2 separate regions of the Mus musculus genome follow, and region 1 is linked to region 2. The links are chromatin loops, found by intact Hi-C in ENCODE. Cell type or tissue: gastrocnemius. All regions are shown on one strand.

Region 1 (8,000 bases), 140 kb before region 2:
GTTTTTACTTTATCTCCTTTGACACTTAGAAAATAATGCTAGGCTTTCTGATTAAAGCACAGAGATATTACTTTTATTAGAAGAAACATGGGGGCTTGAACAGAAAACTAGACAAGAGTGTAGGCATGGCAGTGAGAAGAGGGGAGCGCCAAGGAATCACTTCCTCAGCCAGGGAGAGCTCAGAGAGCTGGCCAGCTGTCCTCCTGTCAGGATTGTTTGCCTTGCCTCGCCTCAGATCCCCAGGCAGCATAGAAACGCAGGATTTGCATGCACCTAGGATGGTCTTTAAGATTACATTTGCCTGATGCAATGTAGATGCTATGTAAATACTGGGGATACCTTGTTGCTTAAGGAAAATATGCCAGGCATGGTATCCTGCACCTTTAGTCCCAGTACTTAGGAGGCAAGTGCAGCTTGCTTAATTGGAGCCCAGCTTGGCTTACACAGTAAGTTCAAGGCCAGCTAGGGCTACATAGTGAGACTCTGTCTTAAATACACGCACATACGTATGCTGTGTGTCAGCTGTTTAAGCACTTGGAGTTAGTCCCGGTTGGGTTGCAGATGGTTACTTTTCTGCCCTGTGGTGCTTCTGTTTTAAAGAATTTGTCCATAAGAATGACTGGCTTTGTGGGAGAGGAAATGAAGGGATGGGGGCACGTGGGCTGTTCGATACAGGACTGTGGTGAGTCAGCTTTGCTCTGGTCCAGTACATGGTCCCAGTTTGTAGCTACTAAGTAAGGAGCCCCGCTCTCTTTGTGATGTTCTGTCCAGTTCATCCAACCTAAGCTTCAGGAAATTCGAAAGTAGAAGTGTGTGAACTGCGCACAGAACACACGGCCTCTGCTTGCTTGTTTAAAGTTCCGTGCTAAGGAGGCAGGGCTCTGTGTAATGTGCCTTGGCTGCTGCCGGCTGCTGTGTTAGCAGCTACTTCCTGAGGAGCCTTTTAGCATGCTGTGCTGCCCTGGTGAAAACTCCCACCTCCTGAACTGGCTGCTGAGGTTGGGGCACAGGGTGAGGGAGTGGGAATTCCTCAGAATGTCTTCTACAAGGGGTCCAGATGTTTCAGATGGTGGATTTTCAGATTCAGGGCTGTTGACATATGTTTCTCTGGCTTGCTATCCCTAATGTGAAGTGAGCTCAAGTGCTTCCAAGTGTGGATTTAGAAGCAGTGTGAATTTCACGTTTTTGTGTTAGGAACAATCAACTTGGACTTTTGTTGTTGAGATGGTCCCTCTACATAGCCCTAGATGTCCTGAAACTTGGTTTATAGACTAGGCTGGCCTCAAACCCACAGAAGATCCACTGTTCCTGCCTCCTGAGTGCTGGGGTTTAAGGTGTGGGCCACTGTGCCTCAACAGTTATTTTAAAATCTTACTTGTTTTATTTATTTATAAAAGTATTTAAAAGTTTTTTTAGTATGTACAAGAGTTTTACTTGCATGTATGTGTGTTAACCAGGTCTGTCCTGTGCCCATAGACATGAAGAAGAAGGCACTGGCTTCTGGGGTCAGAGTTAAGAGGGGTTGTGAGCCACTGTGTGATGCTGGGAATCCAACTGTGGTCCCCTCCAAGAGCGCTGGTGCTCTTAGCTGCTGACTGATCAATCTCTTTGCCCTTATTTGGTTTTAAAATAAGTGTAATTTGTGAACTGAACAGCAAGTAATAATTGAAGATAATATTTAAAAATATGGGTACCTAATAAATGGTCAGGAGAATAAAAGTTTTTCAGCAGCACATAATGATTGCGAGCTTGTTTCATTTTGGTATTTAATATGATGTTTGTCCCGACAGCCTTCTGATGTGTGCTCTTCCTTTGAAGAGACCTTGTGGTGTGAAGTTTAATACAAATGCCTATTTTATCAGCTTTCCCTTCCTATAGGAATTTGCTTTTAGTGGTCTGTAAGTAAAAGGAAAAATCAAAACTATTGCAAATTTTTTGTCGTTTTCCAGGCTGAACTCACAGGAATCAAATGGCGTAGGTACAATTTTGGAGGGCACGGGGACTGTGGACCCATAATTTCAGCCCCAGCCCAAGATGATCCAATCCTGTTAAGTTTCATCCGCTGTCTGCAAGCCAACCTGCTGTGTGTATGGCGTCGTGATGTCAAGCCAGATTGCAAAGAGCTCTGGATATTCTGGTGGGGAGATGAACCCAACCTAGTGGGAGTAATACATCATGAACTGCAGGGTAAGGATTTTGTTTTTCTTTAAAAAATATTTGCATATGTTTTTTGAACAATTGTAAATTTTGGAATTTATATTTAGGAGTTGCTTAAAACAGATCCCAAGCAGGCAGTGGACAGTGTGTTTGTCAGAAGAATAGCCTCACTCCCCCACCTCCGCCCCCCACATTTCTCTTTCCTTAAACTCTCTTGTTCTTCCTTAGTCATGCTGAAAATTAGAACCTTGTAAGATCACCTTAAGTCCATTCTTTTATCATTTACAGACAGAGTCAACATATAGCCTTAAACTTGAAGCACTCCTTCTGGCTCAGCCTCTTGCCAACTGGGGTACAGGGGTTCACCACCCTGTCCTTCTGGCCTCTGAAATCATTACTGTTAGAGTACTGTGTACCCAGTGGGCAGTGTCTGGGAGGAGACAAGGCTCTGACCCTGCTTTTTTGTTTTGTTTTTGTTTTTGTTTTGTGTTTTGGCTTTTTCGAGACAGGGTTTCTCTATATATCCCTGGCTGTCCTGTAACTCACTTTGTAGACCAGGCTGGCCTTGAACTCAGAAATCCGCCTGTCTCTGCCTCCCGAGTGCTGGGATTAAAGGTGTACGCCACCACCGCCTGGCACCCCTGTTTTTAAATTAATAGTGAGTTGTGAGTAACTAGTAAGACAGCTATGTGAACAGCTCAACTCTTTGTTGGCAAATTGAAAATGCAGAAATCTAATGCATCTTTTACTGGACAAATCTTAAATTAACCTTGGATACTGTTTTCGGGAAAGATAAGTTTCTTTAAAGTATCTCAGTTTATTTCTCTTACTGATTCCAGAAATACTAACTTTTAATTAACTAAATTTTGACTTCAGTTTGCATCTGACACCTGGAAACTTTGAATTAATGCAAAAATATTTGTTAGTCTAAACTATTTTTTATGTTTACCATACATTTACAGTAGCAGAAAATATTATTAGTAGTTTCCATTCCTCTCGCCAAGTTTCTCATTCATGTCCTACAGAATTCTCTAAGTCAGGAGCTGTTCCAGGCTGTTCTGTGGTTTGGAGGCAGGCCTTCCCACGCTGCTGTGCTGCCCGAGGACTCCCTGAGTCTGAGCTGTGTGGAGCTGTGTGACAGGCTGTGCGCCTTGCTTGGCTAGCCCATGTCTCCGTGGGGAGTGCTGGCCCTTCTCTGGGGAGTGCTGGCCCTTCTCGCCTGGCTTTAGAACTTAATCCGCTCTAGTTAGTTTGTGGTTGAAATGTTGCAGGCATTGCTGAGATGTGTCGTTAGTTTATGTTCTTATTATTTATTACGGGAAGACATAAAGCAAACTCCGGTGTATTCTTGTGGGTCTGCTTTAAAGGTTCTAAATTTGCCTAAAGGATTTCCTGCCAAATTCTTGAAACTTGTTGGCAGCCCTGTTTGTTTGGTTTTGTTTTGTTTTTTTTCTCCTGTTGGTGGTGTATCTTGCCACAGCAGCTAGGGGGCAGTATAGCACAGTGGACTAATTGAGCTACCTCTGGGCTGCAAACCTCTTCCCTGATGCTCTAGTGTATGTTCACTCTATCTAGGGGAGGTTGCTTTCTAGTGCGCTCATCCGCAGACTCAGAATTTATGTCCATGTCCAAACCTCGTGTAATTAGTAGGTGATGTAGATGCAGCTAGAGCTTCACACCACCTACGGTTTGGGTTTTCAGAGTCTCTAAGAGAGCTTCTAGCTGGTAGGTTATATTTGTGTTTGTTTGAATGTAAAACTGTTGCATTCTTTTAGTTTTTTCATGTGTGGATTTTTAAACATTTTTCTCCTTTAGTTTCTCATCTTAAAAAAATATTTTAAACTATCACTGATTGATGGGAGGTCATGTGCACCATGGCATACCTGTGGAGACATCCTAAGGCTTAGGCCCACGAAACTCAGTAACAAGCACCTTTACCTGCTGAGCCATTAGGCCCAGGAAACTTAGTAACAAGCACCTTTACCTGCTGAGCCATTAGGCTCAGGTAACTTAGTGACAAGCACCTTTACCTGCTGAGCCACCTCCCAGCTCTTCCTTGTTACTTTTGGTTCTGTTTCTCCTTCCTGATGTCTTCAGTTCATTTCGTAACAAGTTAGAAAACACATGGCCTGGCTTGATAGCAAAGTGAGTGCTGTTGTGTGAGACCAGCTTGTTGCAGCACTATTAAAACTCGTGTAAGCATGGACTGCTCTTCCCGAGCTGCTTCATGTCACACACGTAGGTCATTAATGTGAGAATATACTGGCAAGAGTTAAGCAAAGATTGACTTATTTAAAAAAATTTTTTTTTGTTTTGTTTTAAGTTATAGAAATGCTATTTATTTATTTATTTTACAATCAAAGTCTCACTTTGTAGGTCTGGCTGACCTGGAACTTGCTCTGTAGATCAAGCTGGCTTCATACTCATAGGAATCCGCCTGCCTCTGCCTCCCGAGTGCAGGGGTTAAAGGTGTGGGCCACTTTCAGCAGACACACTACATTTTAATTATACTGGCCAGCAGGATGACCACTGAAAGAGGTGGAGGACACTGCTCTTTGAGCATGGGCCTGAGCCAAAGGTGTCAGCTGACAGTTGTGTTTGCCCCGGGGAATGGTGTCTTCTTTATGCTCTTTTCCTTTGAGAACTGTAAGTGCCTCCTCTTGCTGAGCAGCCGTGGCCTCCTGAGTGTCTCCTCTTCTCTGTGTGCTGAGCGTTGGGAAAGTTAGAGCCTGTCACACAGGTTGTCCACTTCTGCATGTAAAAGTGGCTGAAAGTAAAGTCTGTGACTCAAGCATTAGGAGATATTTGACATCTAATTAGAAAAGTGAGTGGCATAGTGAGGTGTAGAGTAGTAGGGAAAGCCTTGGGGTGGAGGAGGAACCGAGTTCCTATTGGTTGCAGTAGAATTGAGAGTGTAACACGCCCTTTCCCGGTCAGCCTATTTAAGAGTTACTTTATTTCGGGCAATATAAATGTTAGCAGAGTCCCGCCAGCAGGCATGAGTGTTAGGCTCGGGCAGGCAACACTGTTACGGCATTACCAGGGGTACTGAAGTACTTACTGTTCATGCTTCTTGGTTCTGTTTTGCACCTTGTCATGATGTGACTTAGTAGCATATGGCTGGCAGACCACAGTAAACACCAAGCTGCTGCCTCGGTACATGGTATGTGTGCACGTTAGTAAAGCAGCCTCCATGGAATGACAGTGCTCACTCCTTCAGGACACAGTGTTGGATCCATAGCCGTGTACTTGGAATGCTTGAAGTATCTGGAGCCCTGTGAGGGAAGGTCACAGTGAGGCCAGAGAAGGTGGTGGGCATTGTGAGCTCCAGAGGCGTGGCTTTGGATCTGGCATAGTGATATCTCCATAGTTAATGACCAGCTGGGAGCCTCTGCTCAGTCTGTTTAACCTGTCACTGTCTGAGTTTCCTCACTATGAATTGGATTACGAGGCCAAAGTTAATAAGGACCTGAGCTGGCACGCACAGCAGTCACTCTGGAACTGCAATGTAGCTGTCGGCCATTGCTACTGCACTGACCACCGTGAGCTCGCAGATGAGAATTACATTTTGGCATTTTTCTAAGCAATTGATTCTGTTCTGGGTAGCAGGTAGTGCCAAATATTAATGCCCACTTTCAAGCTGAAATAATTATTTTCTAGTTTTAATGTTTGGGTGGGGACTGGGGAATAATACAAATGCACAGCAGCAAAGGGAACACGCTCATGGAAATGTATCTGCACTTCCCATACATTCCCTCTCTCTGTGTGCATGTGCTACTGAGGACATGTGTGCATGTGTGTACATGTGGGTGTGTGTGTGCTACTGTGAACATGTATGCATGTGTGTACATGTTGTGGGGATATATGTGCTATTGTGGACATGTGTGCATGTGTGTACATGTGGGTGTGTGTGTGCTACTGTGGTCAAGCAGTAGAGATTGGAGGACAACTGCTGGAAGTTCTCTCCTCCCTCCACAGATTCTGTCTGGGTCTTGGATGCAGGTCTGCAGGCTTGTGTGGCAAGGGCTTTTACCTGTTGAGCCATCTTGCTGGTCCCTTCTCTACGTTTCATAGCAAACCCAAATTGTTGCAGGAGGAAGACAGTTGTTTTAGCTTGTTGTATGTATACTCTTAAATAGAACTGAGACTGCTGCCGCGTGTCAAAGCAGGGAACCTCGTGAGTGTGTGTGGCTGTATAGGTGCTTCTATTTGTGAGTTCACTTAGAGGGATTTATAGTCTAAGGGGTATATGAGAGGCGCATGTACAGACCACTGCTAAGAATATATGAGAGGGTAGACCAGGATGGCTGGAGCCTCACAGGGATTAAAGATGGGTGTCACTACAGCCGGCCTAAAACATTGGTATCACATTTCTATTTTCCTATATTTTGTTTTGAATTAGTTTGCCAAAGCTATAAAGTAGTATTGTATGATGACTGTGTGAACATGCATGCTTACTTAAATATTTGACTTAATGAGTTACACATACTGAAGAGATGTGACATTTATTAACACTTGAATGAGTAACAAAGTCTTATTGTAAAATTATGGAAAGATATCTACTCAGATTCTTTCATATGAAGAATAGAAAGAGAATCAGTGAACTAGAATTATTAACCTACACATGCTTGAAATTGTGAGAGCAAGCTGAAGTCTTAACTTTCTACTGTAAATAACATCAGTGTGTTACCGCAGGCAACTTACTGAACCATGTAATTAGGTTTTTTTAAAAGAAAAATGAGACATTTATACCAAGATTGTAGTGAGGTAGAATGTGAAGGGAGGGCTTGTGTTCCACTGATATGAAAATTAAGCAATTGGCAAAATTATAAAGATTATTGCTTTAGACAAAAGTCAAATAAAGTTTTGATCTGGGGGTTGTTATTGGGAAGCAGAGATATCATGGTCTAATGTTTTTTGTTTTTCCCAACATGAAAACTCTGTATACAGTGAGCCCAAGTAAATATCTTTTAAAAATTATTTCTATTATTTTAATTATGTTGTGTGCGTGTGTTTGTCTGTGTGTGAATTTGTGCACGTGAGTGTGGGCACCTGAGGAGCTCAGCGCCATTGGGTCTCTTAGAGCTGGAGCTGTAGGTGTGGAGCTGCTCTGGGGGCCTCTGTAAGAGCAGCGAGCACTAGTCTCTGCTGAGCCTCCTCTATAGCCTGCGAAATCTCTTTTCACCAAGTGTTAGTTATCTTTGGAGCAGAGATGTCAATTGACAGTAGGTAAACTATATTTCATGCATGAATGGGATTAATTTGGCGAGGAGCATGCTGTGTGTGGTGTGGCCATTGATTGCATGTCAGTTTTGAGTAGTGCCGTGCTCGGTTATCTCTCCTGCCCTCTGGTTTCTTTTTCTTTCAAAAGCTTGTCTTTGCATAGCAAACTTTTTAAGATTTAGTTGGGGTTGTTATTCATTAAAAGGATAAAATTGTAGCCCTTATTCAGGGAGGCCAATTTAAGTGTATGGCTAGAAAATCAGGAGACTTCATAAATGTTGCTAGAGCTAAAGGCCTAATTCAAGAAGTAATTGCATAGTTGAATATTGGCTTTGAAAGGTTTTAGAGACATAGGTATATGTAGAGAACTGGTGTTGGCTTTATTAACACTTTTTTTTTTTTTTTTTGCTGCCAAATGACATTGTGTTCTCACTGCTTTTCTCTATAAGAAAGGGCATGTATCCCTGACATAAACTGGGGTTTCTAGAAGGAGCTAGATTTTTGTGGGTGAGCTAGGTCTGCACGCAGGATCCCCTCAGTTTTGTCATGGTCTGTCTTTGCATTGCCTGACCCAGCTGCAAACCAAAGTGCAGGAGGAGTCTCCGCCTTTGTCACTTCTC
Region 2 (8,000 bases):
CGGCTCTTTGAGGAATATACTTTAAACAATATTAAACACAAAGGAGATGTTTTCAATTGAATTTTTATTTCTTTGAAATAATAGATTCTTTGATTTCTCCTCCAGCATTTATTGATAAAACTGATTTACCTAGTGAGTGATGGGGGGGGGTGGGCAGCTGGCTGAGCAGTCAGATGTGTTTGAATTTAAATGTACATTTCAACTGTATATAATGGAAGTATAAATAAAAGGTGTTAGATCTGCAAGATCTATTCTTTTGAAAATGTATTAAATTTTATTAAATTTACTTATTTAGTGTATATGAGTACACTGTAGCTGTCTTCAGACACTCCAGAAGTGAGTCACCATGTGATGAATTGAACCTCTGGAACAGTAGTCTTAACTGCCCCAAGATCTATTCTTTTATGTTATTGGATATACTTTATTTTGTAACCAGCCTATTTGAGATCTTAAAGGTACTCTTTTCTAGTAAGGAAATTGCCTTGTTTTGAATAACTGATCAGTTGTCTGCATTCAGAGGTTCTTAGATGGAGCTGCCTCTGTGAAGACAGAGGTTAACTTTTAAATGGGAATGACAGGACATAAACCGATGGCTTTGGGGAGGGAGCACAGGACCACTGTTTTAGTTGCCTCCTCCCATGGAGGAAGAGCCAGCCCCACAGCCAGTAACTGCCAGAATACCTGGCCAGCTACCATGTTGGCACAGCTGCCCTCGTCCTGTCCTGGAGGCAGTGTGCCTGAAGGCCTGTGCCAAACAGACTCTCTAGCCTTCTCACTGGAGATGCTGTGTTTGTCCCTGGCATAGCTGTCTGGAAGTGGTTCTGGGAGTGTCATGAGGATGTGCTTGCTTTATTTTTTAAGTGTCAGAGGTGTGCGCTTTCAAGTGTTCTAACTATTCAACTTGTTTTCAGGCCGTGTCCCCTGCTCTACGTTCATCCAAGATGCCTACTGTTGGGACTGAGGAGCGGCCCCCTGGGAAGGACGGAAGAGCTGCTGGCCCTTACCCTCCAAGTAGGTGCAGGAGCCTGAACCGACACGGTCACCATTGAGAGTTAAAACTTAAGACGTTGGAGCTTCCGAGAAGGCAGGCAGCTGCTCAGAGACAGAACCCATTCTCGTTTGATGTCATTCTGCTTTGTGTTTACACTCAGTTTCGAGGGCCGGAGGTTCTGTCGGAGGTCACTTTCCCAGTGGGTCACAAGCAACACACTTAACTTCAGAGAAGTTACAGAAAACTCTTCTTCTTTCAGCATTCTAATTGACTTACAGATAATGAGTGTTTGTCAGGACTTGTCATGCAGTTTAAGGTTTCTTATTGAGGCCGCTAATGCACACGGGGGCGCGGGGGCCGGGGGGGGGGGTGGTCAGTAGTGTAGTCTTTACCTGAAGGAAACAGACCCGCAGTGAGAGGAAAGTCAGGGTGGCCCTGCAGACCCTGAGGGAGACACAGGCCGTTGCACATCACCCTGTGGTTCCTGTTCATTCTCTTCAGCTGTTATTGAGAACAAATTGAGGGGAAAACCGCTGTGTCACAGGACGAGTCAGAACGTTTTATGACTCCGTAAATATAGTCTGACTGGCTCAGATGTAGAAGTGGGACGTGCAGAGATTGGATCGTGACAGTGTAAGTGGATCCACAGCTTCTTACTCAAGCATGCCATGGGAGGAAACGGATAGTGATAGCCAGCCAGTCACTGTAGGGGTTTTTAATTAACATGAAAGAAACATGGACTTACAGGGCTGGTCAGATGAGGACTTACACGTGTACTAATAAGACAGTCCTTTCTGTTTCTTCATGAGTGCATACAGCAGGAGACATCACAGTATATGAAGACATAGCCACGGCTGGCCACTCACTGTAGCCATCCTGCAGGGTGGTCCTTAGACTGTGCACTAGTCTTTCATTTTTATTTAAAAGGCGATTGCTTTAGAGTGGACTCAGCATCTGATGCTTAAAAGTACAGGCTGCAGTAATGAGTTAAAATAAGCACTGAGGTAAAGAGCCAGCACCATCCAAGGCAAGACCTAAGTGAATTTGTAATGGGAGGGGAGAGGAGGGCCAGAGCCAGACACAGACACATACACACACAGAGACACACACCGACACAGACAGGCACAGGCACAGACTCAGACAGACACACAGATGCAGACGTAGACACAGACACAGTGCTGAGCCAGTGCTCCCTCCTCAACTGTAGCAGTGCAAGCAGCACACCCTGTTTCGTCTCTGCTCTGCCTTCCTGACTGTGGTGAGCTATGAATATAACATCTGCCAGGGCACCGCCCAACGGAATCCAAGACACTGCAAACTGGGGCAACACTTGTACATCTACTTAGGACACCCCATGGAAGGAGTTTTGTTAATGAATGCATCACATGTCATTTCTAATGTAGCCAAGGACAAGAAGTCATAGAGCACTTCCGGGGCGCTCTAGAGTTGTGTGTGTTGTGTGTACAGCTTGTGTCAGTTTGTTCCAGTTCTGTTGTGTTCTGAATTCCCAGTAGCCACTTGTAGCTAGTGCATACAGGTAAAAGGAAAAGATTCCATATTACTAATTTGTGTATGTAACAATGAAGGATCAATACAGTGAGCAGACCATTTGCCTATGAATTTCTTTAAAATTATATCTTTTCTTTTTCTAAGAATGAATCTTAAGGGAAAACAAAACAAAACAAAATGTTAGTTGGACCATTCGGAGTGTTTAATTCTGTGCTTGGGCTTCTGCTCTATCCTCTGAGGCAGGAGGATCCTGAGAAAGAAGCCAGTGGTTTGAGGTGGGCGGAGAGCGGGAAAAGGCCGAGAGGAAGGAGTAGCAGGGCTCAGCCCTTGAGTCCTGCATGGAGTTGCCCATGTCCTTTTCTAGGAGCAGCAAAGTGCTGGCCAGGCTCCATGGCTGCCTGGCATCTGAATCCAGACTCGCTGTTTTCTCCCCGTGCACAGTTGCCCGGGCCTGCTCTTAGAGCGTGTGTCTGAGCACTGTTCTCATGGCATTGCACTCCTAGTTGAGAGGTGGGCACCATGTGCTGCCAGGTGCTCACCTGAGCCCTGCCTTCTCTGTAAGTGTGCAGGGTGAGGCTATTTACTACAGTGTGGGTGGCGTTGACAGTAGGCCTCCCTTAGCAGTATTTGATGGTAAGAATGTGGAGAGCACTTTAAAGTGAGCCTGTGGCAACGGAAATTCTATCTTGTCTTTGTGGAAGTGAGCAGGGTGCCGGAGGCTTTGAAAACACGAGGCTGTAACTTTTTATAGCATTAGTGAGACAAGTGGCCTCAGCAGAAATAAACTTACCATGATTCTTACAGGAAATTTAAAACAAAGCTATTTATTTATGTGTCTTAACTTTTAATATGATTTTATTTTTATTATTTTTAATTGTGTGAGTGTATGAGAGAGAGAGAGAGAGAGAATGGATGTGGGTGTGTGGGTGTGTCTGTGTACTTGCTCACAGTACAGGTACCCTTGGAAGCCTTGGATCCCTTGAAGTTGGAGTACAGACAGTTGTGAGCTGCCATACATGTGGGTGCTGGAAACTGAACCTGGGTCCTCCACAAGAGCAGCCAGTGCTCTTAACTGCTGAGGCATCTCTCCAGCTTTTGTAATTTTTTTGTTGTTTGGAAAGGTCTCACTGTGTAGCCCTGACTGCCCTGGAACTTGCTGTGTAGATTAGAATGGCCTTGAACTCAGAGATCTGCCAACTTCTGCCTCCTGAGACTGCAGAGTTGCTGGGATTAAAGGCTTTGCCACCATTAAGTTAGTCCATTCTGGAAACACACACGTCGTTTCACTGTTCCCTGTTGAATTTTTCTTTCCAGCCCTTCCTGTCCACTCTGCCCTCATCTCCCCAGATAGAGACTCCTTCTCTAAAGCCTTGATTTGGTTTGCCATAGTTTGAAGCACACTGTTCTGACTCTCAGAATTCTGCTTTAATTCCATGTTAACAGAGTAGAGCTGCTGCTCTTGAGCTTGGGGAAATGTTAGAGGTATAGTGCACATTTCTCCAGTCAGCCTGTACCCTACAGTAATCTTACCCTGTGTTTGAAATAAAATACATTGATTTGATTGGAGACCTTTCTCTTGCTTTAGAGTCAATAATTTGTGTATAGAGTTTCCAATAGTTACCTTGCCTGGCCTTCTTAGTTGCAGGCATTTTCAAGTTGTAAATCCTACTACTAGCCAGCAATCAGAGGCAAAGGCTCTGAAAGGTCGCTCACCCCTGCCTGTGACCCCCGTTCCAGGTGTCCATTTGCTCCCTCCCTGTAGTGAGCTCTTGGAAGCTTTCTTGTCCTGGTGGAAAGCAAGCAAGCCTGTTATATATCTAAGGGAGACTTGCTGCTAGTTGGTGGATGAGGCACTGAGGAAGGATCTTTCCCAGCCACAGCTGAGCTCTGCCTGGAGGATGTGGACCCTGGAGAGTATGCAGCCAGAGGCAGCAGCCAGGTCACAATCTGCATAATCAAGTTCATTGTTTCATATTAATTCCTGCTTAAGGGCTAGGTGCTTAGTTAAATGTTGGGGCTTTAAGAAAGGCATTAGCTATGGAAATGGGGAGGACATCAAAAGTAATAATAACAATCATAAACTCCTAGTTCCAAACACAGGGCACCACCTAGTGGCCATGCTCTGTAACCTCCACTTGCATTGTATTAGGCACAGCCTGCTTTGAGACTCAGCCTCTCACCAGTTCATGAACTGTTTGTTATTGGATATACCGACTCTGTGAGGACAGGGTTCTCTAAGCCCTCCTCCTTCCTTGCTGGGAACAGAAGGCAGGAATGTGCACCAACTTGCTAGACTCTGACTGTAAACTGTTTTCTGGCCACTGTGTACCCTGTCCTGTTGACAGCACCTGTAGAGTCTAGAGAGACAGCATGAAGTCATTCCCCAGACAGCAGGACTATGACTCAGTCACACCAACCCCAGCCTTGCTCTAAATCAATTCTGTTTTCTCTACTCTTTCATAAACATTTGCAGATGAAGATAGACTTTGATAATATATAATGTAGTTGGATTGCTTTCACTTTCTTCTTGACTCTTTCTGGATCAGTTACTGGAAGAAAGTGACATGCTCTGCAGACTCTGCTCACTGCATTAGCATTACACCATGCCATACAGCCCTTGAGAGGGGGAGGCTCGGGAGTGTGGCCGCCTGAGGGTGACCTGTGTCTTGACATTCTGTTAGCCTTGTGTGGACACTGCTGTGCCTGGCTGCTTGTCTCAGCTTTGAGGAATCTTGCTGTTAAGATGCACTTTTAATTTTGTTTTTAGCAGTTGCAGACTTGCAAAGGATGTTCCCCACCCCTCCGTCATTGGAACAGCACCCTGCATTTTCTCCTGTGATGAACTATAAAGATGGAGTAAGTTCAGAGACAGTGACTGCACTGGGCATGATGGAGAGTCCCGTGGTCAGCATGGTCCCCACACACCTCACGGAGTTTAGGATGGAAGTGGAAGATGGCTTAGGAAGCCCCAAGCCAGAGGAGATAAAGGTAATAACCAGTTTGGGCTTCCCCAGGGCTGGGGTGCTTTTCAGTGGGCCACACACACGAGTGCATAAGGACCATTGAAACTGGAGCTTGTCAGTAGAAGTCACTCCATCAACAGCTTTGGCATCAGATTTTTCTTTTTACTTATTAGAGAGAACTATTGAATTACAGTCGGTTCTGTGCCTGGGTTTTATGAAGCACCGAGCCACCGTGGCTGGCTCTAGTTTGCCAGCATTAAGCCAACCCCATTTCATTGTCACAGGACTTTTCCTATGTGCACAAAGTGCCGCAGTTCCAGCCTTTCGTGGGATCCTCCATGTTTGCTCCACTGAAGACGCTGCCGAGCCATTGCCTGCTGCCTCTGAAGACACCTGACGCCTGTCTGTTCCGGCCCTCATGGGCGGTCCCTCCTAAGATGGAACAGCTGCCCATGCCCCCTGCAGCCTCTTCTATTAGAGACGGCTACAAGTATGTGTGGGACTCTACCTACCCCTTACCATATGTGATAGCACCTCACTGTTTTCTCAGACTCGTCCCGGGGCCACAGTGGCTCAGTCTCTGAGACCACTTGCTCGCTTAGTTTCCTTTTGACCATGTTGTCTTGTGCGGGTCTGTGTGTTTATTTTTAAATGTTTCTTCTGTGTGTGTGTGTGTGTGTGTGTGTGTGTGTGTGTGTGTATGTATGTGTGTGTGTTTGTGCGCACTTGCATGTTTGTATACAAATTAAGATTAGAGAGCTGTGTGTGATTCTAAGCTGGTGTTTGCCATAGAATCTACACTTGATTGAAGTTGTTGATGTTTGTGGGTAGTGGGAGGAGCTTTGATTTGTAAGGTAATGGTTTCAGTGTGGGACTTTACAATTAGGTAAAGCAGTAACAGGTTGAGGTGTGGTTGGGGAAAGTAAAGGTAGACATGGCTGGTAACTTGGTTGTCTCGACCTGCCGGAGAAACAGTATTTATACCAGCAGTGCAGACTCCGCTTTCTTTGAAAGAAAGAACCTCTTATTCAGATAATTTGCGAATGCAAATGTGCATCTGAGCCACATGCATGTGTGGATGGATAAGCAAGCAAGTGCAGGTTGCAGGTGTTTTGCTCGGTTTCACTGCAGGGACTGTGGAGATGAGTGGGCTCCAGCACATGCCCCTTCTTAGGGACAGTTGTCAGGCAGGGAGATTGAATATGTATATTGTCTTATTTTAAAATGTTAACCACTAATTCAAAGATAAGCCTTAGGAACAAGTAAAACAAATTTCTGGTTCAGGACTCATTTTTGTCACATGTCTGTGACAGACGCCAGTGATTTACATAGTCAGTGTCAGAATGAGGAACTGGGTAGAAAAAAATGACAGGAGGACCCTGGATTTGGGAGCTAGCACCACCATGCCGTGTGACAGCTCTGCCTTATAAAATGGCTACTTGGGCTTGAAGGGTGCTGCACCTGGGTCTCCCACGCCTTACAGTGGGCTCCCTCTCCCCAGAGCTTTGGGAAAGCTCCAGCAGCCAGTGGCAGCAGACCACGGTGGGGAGGGGAGAGGACTGTGCCGCTGCCCTGCAAGTGGTTGGCCTGGCTGCTGCCAAGCTCCATTTGGGCTCTAGCTGTGCAGCCTCAGCCCCAGACTCTCTGGACAGGCTCTGGTAGTCGTCATGCTCTGAGCTGTCACTATACCCATCACTCACTCCTGCCCTGTGCCCTCTGCAGCAGAGGTTAGGCTGGCATTGCTACAGAGCCTGTGCTTACAGGAAGGTACCTTTTCCCCTACGGTCTGATGTGTCGTGGTCTGATGTCAGCGTTGACCCCTACCATGTGGCTAGTTTGTTGTTAGCTCTGCTTCACTTAAAACTAGCCTTGGGGTCCCAGACCTGCTTTATGGAGCAGGCAGCACAGCTCTGCACTGTCAGGGTCCCACTGGGTTCCCCAGTGCCCACTGCGTTTGGCTCACCTGTCTGTCACACTTGGGACATTTGCTGATGCTTGCTTCAGGACTGCTGCAGGCCACGCCAACTTCTGTCTCTCTGCTGACTGTCCCATTTTTCACACAAGATTGGTCTTCAGTCCATTCTTAATGAACAGGGAAGAATGAGGCTGTTTTCTACCTAGGGAACAAGTGAAGTACTTAGATTTTCAGTTAGCAATCATGGATCCTTTTTGGTCCAAACTGCAGATTCATTTTAGAATTTTGTTGACCAGGAAAATTTAAAGGAATCTAGTGAGTGTGCAGATAGTTATTTATTGCACTGTTGAATTTCTGTATCAGCTTTTGTTTGAACCCAAGAAACCCTTGTATGTCAGGGTTTATATAAATATTGCCTGATACCTGGGACACCTGAGATATCTGGGCCAATGGTGCAGGTTCTAGAAGATTACAGGGCAATAACTGTGTAAGTAATACAGGTGTGCAGCTCACTGAGGAGCACAGGCTTCATGTGCCAAGGCACCAGAACTGAAATACTTGCTGTCCCTGATGACTTGCAAGTGCACAGGCCCATGGGAGTGTGTTGAGATGTTTTATAATG

What was found. Peaks named below come from ENCODE experiments on the same cell type or tissue, not always from the same donor. Only the 100,000 strongest peaks of a DNase experiment are listed, where the experiment ranks them.
Region 1: it touches region 2 in a loop (9-fold over the local background); 22 of 42 quality-filtered maps call a loop at or near these places.

Annotation. Positions count from the first base shown.
Region 1 is chr5:118,591,384-118,599,383 of GRCm38, forward strand. Med13l (mediator complex subunit 13-like) reads left to right here. Exons shown (of 31, transcript NM_172424.4): 2 at 1,950-2,187. Among named protein-coding and RNA genes, the nearest start is that of Med13l, 35 kb to the left of the region's middle. In gastrocnemius, a CTCF peak has its summit at 3,637; DNase peaks (open chromatin) are centred at 188, 3,323 and 3,658; H3K4me3 peaks cover 823 bases; H3K27ac peaks cover 2,390 bases.
Region 2 is chr5:118,733,048-118,741,047 of GRCm38, forward strand. It overlaps Med13l (mediator complex subunit 13-like), which reads left to right. Exons shown (of 31, transcript NM_172424.4): 14 at 912-1,011; 15 at 5,268-5,488; 16 at 5,748-5,953. Among named protein-coding and RNA genes, the nearest start is that of Gm42015, 110 kb to the right of the region's middle. In gastrocnemius, a CTCF peak has its summit at 4,603 (motif pointing left); DNase peaks (open chromatin) are centred at 710, 2,899 and 4,613; H3K27ac peaks cover 3,124 bases.